Regions from separate parts of the Homo sapiens genome. Here region 2 is linked to region 1. Evidence: read pairs that join two places in POLR2A ChIA-PET (ENCODE). Cell type or tissue: OCI-LY7. All regions are shown on one strand. Each heading gives the region's core, and the rest is flanking DNA. Links, peaks and the distances in the headings are about the cores only. Region 1 overlaps GRIP1 (glutamate receptor interacting protein 1). Region 2 has its middle 210 kb from the start of CAND1.

Region 1 (2,924 bases), core at 137-2,636:
TAGAGTTCAAGGACTGGGAAGGGTCTTAGAAGTTATAGTGCAACCCTCTTTTTTACAATGTTCTGACGCTCAGAGGAGGGGAGCCACTAGCAGTTCACAAAGCAAGAGAGAGGTGGAGTCAGGCTGACCAGATCCCCACTGCAGCTTCAAGTAGAGCTGGCTGCTCCTTATCGTATATTATACCTGGGTGGCTGTTAGAACTCACTGATTATACAGTACAAAGTAACTCCATTTCAGCACCAAAGTGTATATCCACTCTACATAGCAAGTAAAAATAGGACTTTGAATCATAAATTTCATCTACCTTAAATGAATACACTAGTGTTCCTAATAAATGGCAAACTTTTAAAAAAATTTTATTTTTAATTTTTGAAACGGAGTTTCACTCTTGTCACCCACACTGGAGTATGCAGTGGTGTGATCTCAGTTCATTGCAACTTTCGCCTCCTGGGTTCAAGCGATTCTCCTGCCTCAGCCTCCCGAGTAGCTGGGATTACAGGTATCCACCATCATGCCCAGCTAATTTTTGTATTTTTAGTAGAGGCAGGGTTTCACCATGTTGGCCAGGTTGGTCTCGAACTCCTTACCTCAGGTGATCCACCCGCCTCAGCCTCCCAAAGTGCTGGGATTACAGGCATGAGCCACTGCATCTGGCCTTAAATGGCAAACTTTGAATTAACCACGATGCCTGCATTCAAACGTAGAAGGCCTTTTTGGGGACAATTAAATGATACATATCTCTTAAAAATATATTCAGGAAAGTTTTAACTGATGCTTACAGTTTCTCTTCATAAACATCCCTAAATATCACTTCCAGAGAATCTGTATAGCTGTGTCTTATTATCTGAATGGCTTTAACTAAGGGATATAATGATGTACATAATGCAGCCCCCTTGAGTACCTAGGGCATTCCTGAAAATCAAGAGAGGCCTGGGCCACAATAAATTTTTGGGATTCTTGGTATTCTTTTTTTTAAATAAAAAAATACTGAAATGGTGTTACTAAAATGACAAAATAACTAAAACATTTGTATTTAACAAATTAACATGTTAACCCCAAAAACAGTATTTTATAATTATAGGCTGTTTAAAAAATGCTTAGTCTTAGTGCACTAGAGCCTCTGTGATCTACTGCAGGAACACATATTATACAATTGTACTCCTCATACTTCTGTGAGTCTCTGTGACATGTGCATGCAAATAATGGTAACAGTCTAAGTTTGAGGCTTTTGAAGGGGAGACCTGGTCAAGTGGCCCTCAACACTCATGACAGGCCTTATGTATCTCTTTGTTTTTGTTTTTTACCTCCATCCAGCTGCAAGCAAGCAGTGTGGGGAGAGGATGGTGGGGGATGGGGAGATCTTAGCCTCCAAAAGCCAGCAAAAACTAAGTATACAAAAGGTGAGGGAGGGACAGAACCTTCTCAGTCTCAGAACTTTAAAGCCAACCTAAGCAAAACCAACTGATAACTGATGGGACCTCCTTCATCTTCTCTGAGCACTGCCTCTCTGTTCCTCAGGGAAAACCAAGTAGCTGTTTGAGATTCACAGTGACTGTGGCTTAGCCCAGAACAAGGACCACCTGCTGTGACCACAGCCAAATCCTGACATGCATCTTCCAGATGTGAACGGAAACCAAATCAAAATACCCATCTACTAGAATAAATCACAAGGGCCTCGGGCGTGCAGATGCATGCTCTGAAAGGTCTATCTGTTCCTGAGAGGGAAGGCACAGGAGAAAGGAAACAAAGGTTGTTTCCCTAAGAGTTAGGGAGCAACTTGACAAGCAACAGACGTTTTGTGTGTGTGTGTGTGTGTGTGTGTGTGTGTGTGTGTGTGTCTGCACGTGTGTAGATGGGGGAGGTGAAGAGAGTTATAACTGTAGGTCCCTTTCCATTTCAGAAAATAACCTCTGTGTTGGGACCAAGAGACAACTTTGCTTTAATTATTCAAAAAGAATCCATCTCAGGTCTGCCTGTTTCCTCCACACAGCCAACAAGAAAAAAAAAAAAAAAAAAAAAGATGCTTGCAAGTTACTGCAATGGTGGTCTTATTAGTCTTCTTTAGTGACATTATCCATCTAATAGGCTTTAGTTCTTAATTGTTTTTACAAGAATGATGTTTAATCAAAGCTAATGATATCAGCGAACTTGAATCACCACATGAACTAATTTAGCAATATGAATGCTTCATCACATTCTCTCTTTATTTCTCTCAATATTAATTAGAACCACTTTCCAAAGAAAGTGGAAGTTCCAGGGATGATCTGAATATCCCACTTTACTACCCACAGTGGACATATTCCAAGAGTCTGGCCACAGAGAGACTGGCTTTGATTAGAGCTCAGTTTTTAAGATATTCCAAATCTGGGATATTAACTTATTCTTGATTTTAACACATCATAACCAAAAAACATTATAAAATGGGCTTATGTTATTAACAGAAATTCACAGAAAAAGAAATACTACTGGCTCATGAAAGAAAAGATGTTCAACTTCACTCATAAGAAATGCATATTAAAGCCACAGGAAATATAATCTTTTTCACTTCTTAGATTAGCAAAAACTTGCAAGTTGATCAACATACATGCTTTTCAGGCTGTGGGGAAACTTACTCTCATACATTTCAGGTGGGAATATGATCTGATATAACCTTTAAAGAGGACAACTTGGCAGTATTTATCAACATTATACATGCATATACCATTTGACCCAGAATTCTACTACTGTGATTTATCTTACAGATATGTCTTCCCATGTACATAATAAATATATTCGTTATAGCAATTTCATAATAACACAATATTTGAAATAGCTCAAAACTTCAAACAGACTGGAAACAACTCAAATGTTTCTAAATAAAGAATTGGCTAAATAGAGTAGTACAACAACAAGAAATCAGTAGGTGTAGTGACAGGCACCTGTTG
Region 2 (2,924 bases), core at 217-2,716, 440 kb after region 1:
AACCAGTACTATTCAAAATGTGCTCTATGGACCATGCCAGTCAAGAAACTGTTTATTACCTGCCCAAGGTTACATAAGTACTGAAAATGAGAGTGGGTGTTTAGAAATACTATAGCAATTTCACATTGCCACATCCAAGTCTGTGACTAGCGAGTTTATCTCATTGAAGAGGACAAGAACAGATGCAGTCAAACTTAGGTAGTGAGTTTCACCCTGAGCATGGTGCTATGGAACCCCATGCCTGTGACAGGAAAAAAAACAGCTCTTCATTACAAAGAGTGTAAGAAGAACAAATGTAGATCTGCATGTAACCTAATACCGCCACCACTTTCAGTGCTAATACTGGGTTTTGTATTTAAGATCAAAATGGTTTATAATAGACCAATAAGAAGAGAGGACTTCCCATGTAAATGATGTGTTCATGCCTAGGAAAGACAAAGTGATATCAGACTGTCAAACCAAGATTCCCTAAGAGTTTGACTAGAAAAAAGTGGTGTTATTACTTTCCACAGCAGCAAGTACCATATTCACACTGCAAGAGGGAATTTAGTTTCAGGCAAATAATATCAAATCATATGAAATCAATGTTGTTAATTTGCATATAACTGATTTTGGGGGTAGTTTTGTTTTTCTTTTGTAAAATCTGTTTTGGCTTTGTGGTTGTACGAGAGCTATAAGCATCAGCAGTTTACATGTAGTTATATGTTAGTACATATTTAAGTAGTATAATAAAAACAAATGATGTTGGCCGGGTGTAGTGGCTCACATCTGTAATCCCAGCACTTTGGGAAGCCAAGGCAGGCAGATCACCTGAGGTCAGGAGTTCGAGACCAGCCTGGACAACATGGTGAAACCCCATCTGTATTAAAAATACAAAAAAATTAGTCAGGTGTGGTGGTGCACACCCGTAATCCCAGCTACTGAGGAGGCTGAGGCAGGAGAACTTCTTGAACCCAGGAGGTGGAGGTTGCAGTGAGCCGGGAACCGCACCATTGCACTCCAGCCTGGGCAACAAGAACGAAACTCCGTCTCAAAAAAAAAAAAAAAAAAAAATGTGTTGGCAGTGGAGAGCTGCAAGAATTTTTTCTCCCTTCAAAAGGTTCCAAACATCATTTTAATTGAGAATAATGATCTTTTGGATATTGGGTTGTCAGAAGCCTGGACTGAAAGAAGCAGATAAGTAACACCAGGGAGTGGCAGAGCCCACTCAGTATTTGAGCTGGACTTTTCCAGCTGCAGCCAGAAATGAGGCTGCCTTGGATAACTGCAACATTGTATGCATTGTAACTTTGTTGCATTACTTGAGTTATTTTGTTACAAATGGGAGTCCAAAGGGGAACCTCATGTTTGAACTTCATTTTGGAAGACTACGGATTGAAATTTTTTAATAAAAATTTCCAATTTATGAAACACAAGTTATCCAAATAATGCCTCCATCCAGAGATGGCCTGCTAATAGGCAAATGTACCTGAAGACCCTCTGTCTTTCACAATTTCTGGCCTTTGTGATATAGTAACGTTACATTAATAGCTTTCACCTCTAAGTATAAACCCCAAAGGTCAGTATGCCAAGAATCATCCTTACTTTACAGATGAGAAAGCCACAGTCAAGATGGTCGGTCTATACCTAGGCCAAATAGCCAGGGAAAATGGCTAAGAGACAGAAGACTTAAACTCCAGCTTTCTGATTTTGAGTATAGTACAAGAAGTATATTAAAACTTTATTCACAGAGTACTTAGTTGTTTTCAGAAAATAATAAACTTAAAACCCTACCCAATTGCATTACCAGGGAAGATAAATCTAAAAAATAAATACAGTACAACCATTCCCTCTCTTTCAGCTTAAAAACTCATGTAAAATTCTAAATTAGTTTTAGGAGATAAATGTACAGAATAATTATTTTTCCTTTAAGAATAGGTAATATAAATTGTATATAAATAAAAGAAGAAAGCTATTGTACAATAAGCTATCATCATGGCACAGTCTGGTAGTCCATCACTTTGGTGGTTCCTTATTTTTATATTATTCTACCACATTATGTTTACTTTTTCCCCTACATTGACCGGTGGAGTGAGGCAATAAAAAAGGCAATATGTGATAGAAAAAACACCAGGCTCTGTATCAAGATACTGGGTCTCAATATACAATTCTGATTCTAATCAGTACTTGAACCAGAGATCTACACTCTTCATGTTTCCGACATTTACCTGGTCACCAAGTCCATCTCCTGAGTAGCTGCACGGCCTGAAACAGAGCAGTAGCCTCCCACCTGCTTCACTCCCTTCCAAGTCCCTCCCTTTTCAAATGTTTCCTCCCTGCTGCCAAGATGAGCTTTCTAAGACAAAAATCTGATCCTGACACTCCTCTGTTGGAAGCCTATCAATTCTTTATCGCCTGCCAGATGCAATCAAACTCTTTAACCTGGCATACGAAGCCCTTTCCAATCTGGCCCTTTCTAGTCTAATGCTCCCATCCAGCTCCATTCCTCATCCCATAGGGGAAATGAATATTTATATTCTATGCTCATAAGTATGTTCATACTCTACACTCCATCCCCTTTAAGAAACCAGTCATGGTTCCCAGAATGTCTCATTTCACAATGCTTTGGAACATACCATGCTCCTTGCCTGAAATTCCTTTCCTTCTATCCCCTCCCAACTCTCTAATCTCCTCCCCTTCCTTCAAGTCTTTTAACACTTCCTCTATGCCACCTCCTCTGACAGCTGTCTTCAGAAACTTCTTTCTTCCCACCCACCCCCAGCACAATCAACCCCTCTTCTCTGCTCCCTCCGCATTAATCTGTACAAGAGTAGAGAAGCTGTCCTAGAGTTATCTGTCATAGCCCATGACTCTACAACTATACTTAATAATCTCCTTTAAAATGGAAACCATTATTTTCTCATCCCATCATGGCACTTTGGCAG

Evidence for each region. Peaks named below come from ENCODE experiments on the same cell type or tissue, not always from the same donor. Only the 100,000 strongest peaks of a DNase experiment are listed, where the experiment ranks them.
Region 2: POLR2A ChIA-PET joins it to region 1 with 7 read pairs; 2 of 35 experiments call an interaction of 5 or more read pairs at or near these places.

What each region holds. Positions count from the first base shown.
Region 1 is chr12:66,615,289-66,618,212 of GRCh38, forward strand. All of the region lies in intron 1 of GRIP1 (glutamate receptor interacting protein 1), which reads right to left. Among named protein-coding and RNA genes, the nearest start is that of GRIP1, 62 kb to the right of the region's middle. In OCI-LY7, for the core only: no CTCF peak of the experiment used is centred there; DNase peaks (open chromatin) are centred at 153, 1,283 and 1,603; H3K4me3 peaks cover 2,032 bases; H3K27ac peaks cover 2,500 bases.
Region 2 is chr12:67,059,793-67,062,716 of GRCh38, forward strand. It overlaps a transcript of GRIP1 not described here. Among named protein-coding and RNA genes, the nearest start is that of CAND1, 210 kb to the right of the region's middle. In OCI-LY7, for the core only: no CTCF peak of the experiment used is centred there; no DNase peak of the experiment used is centred there.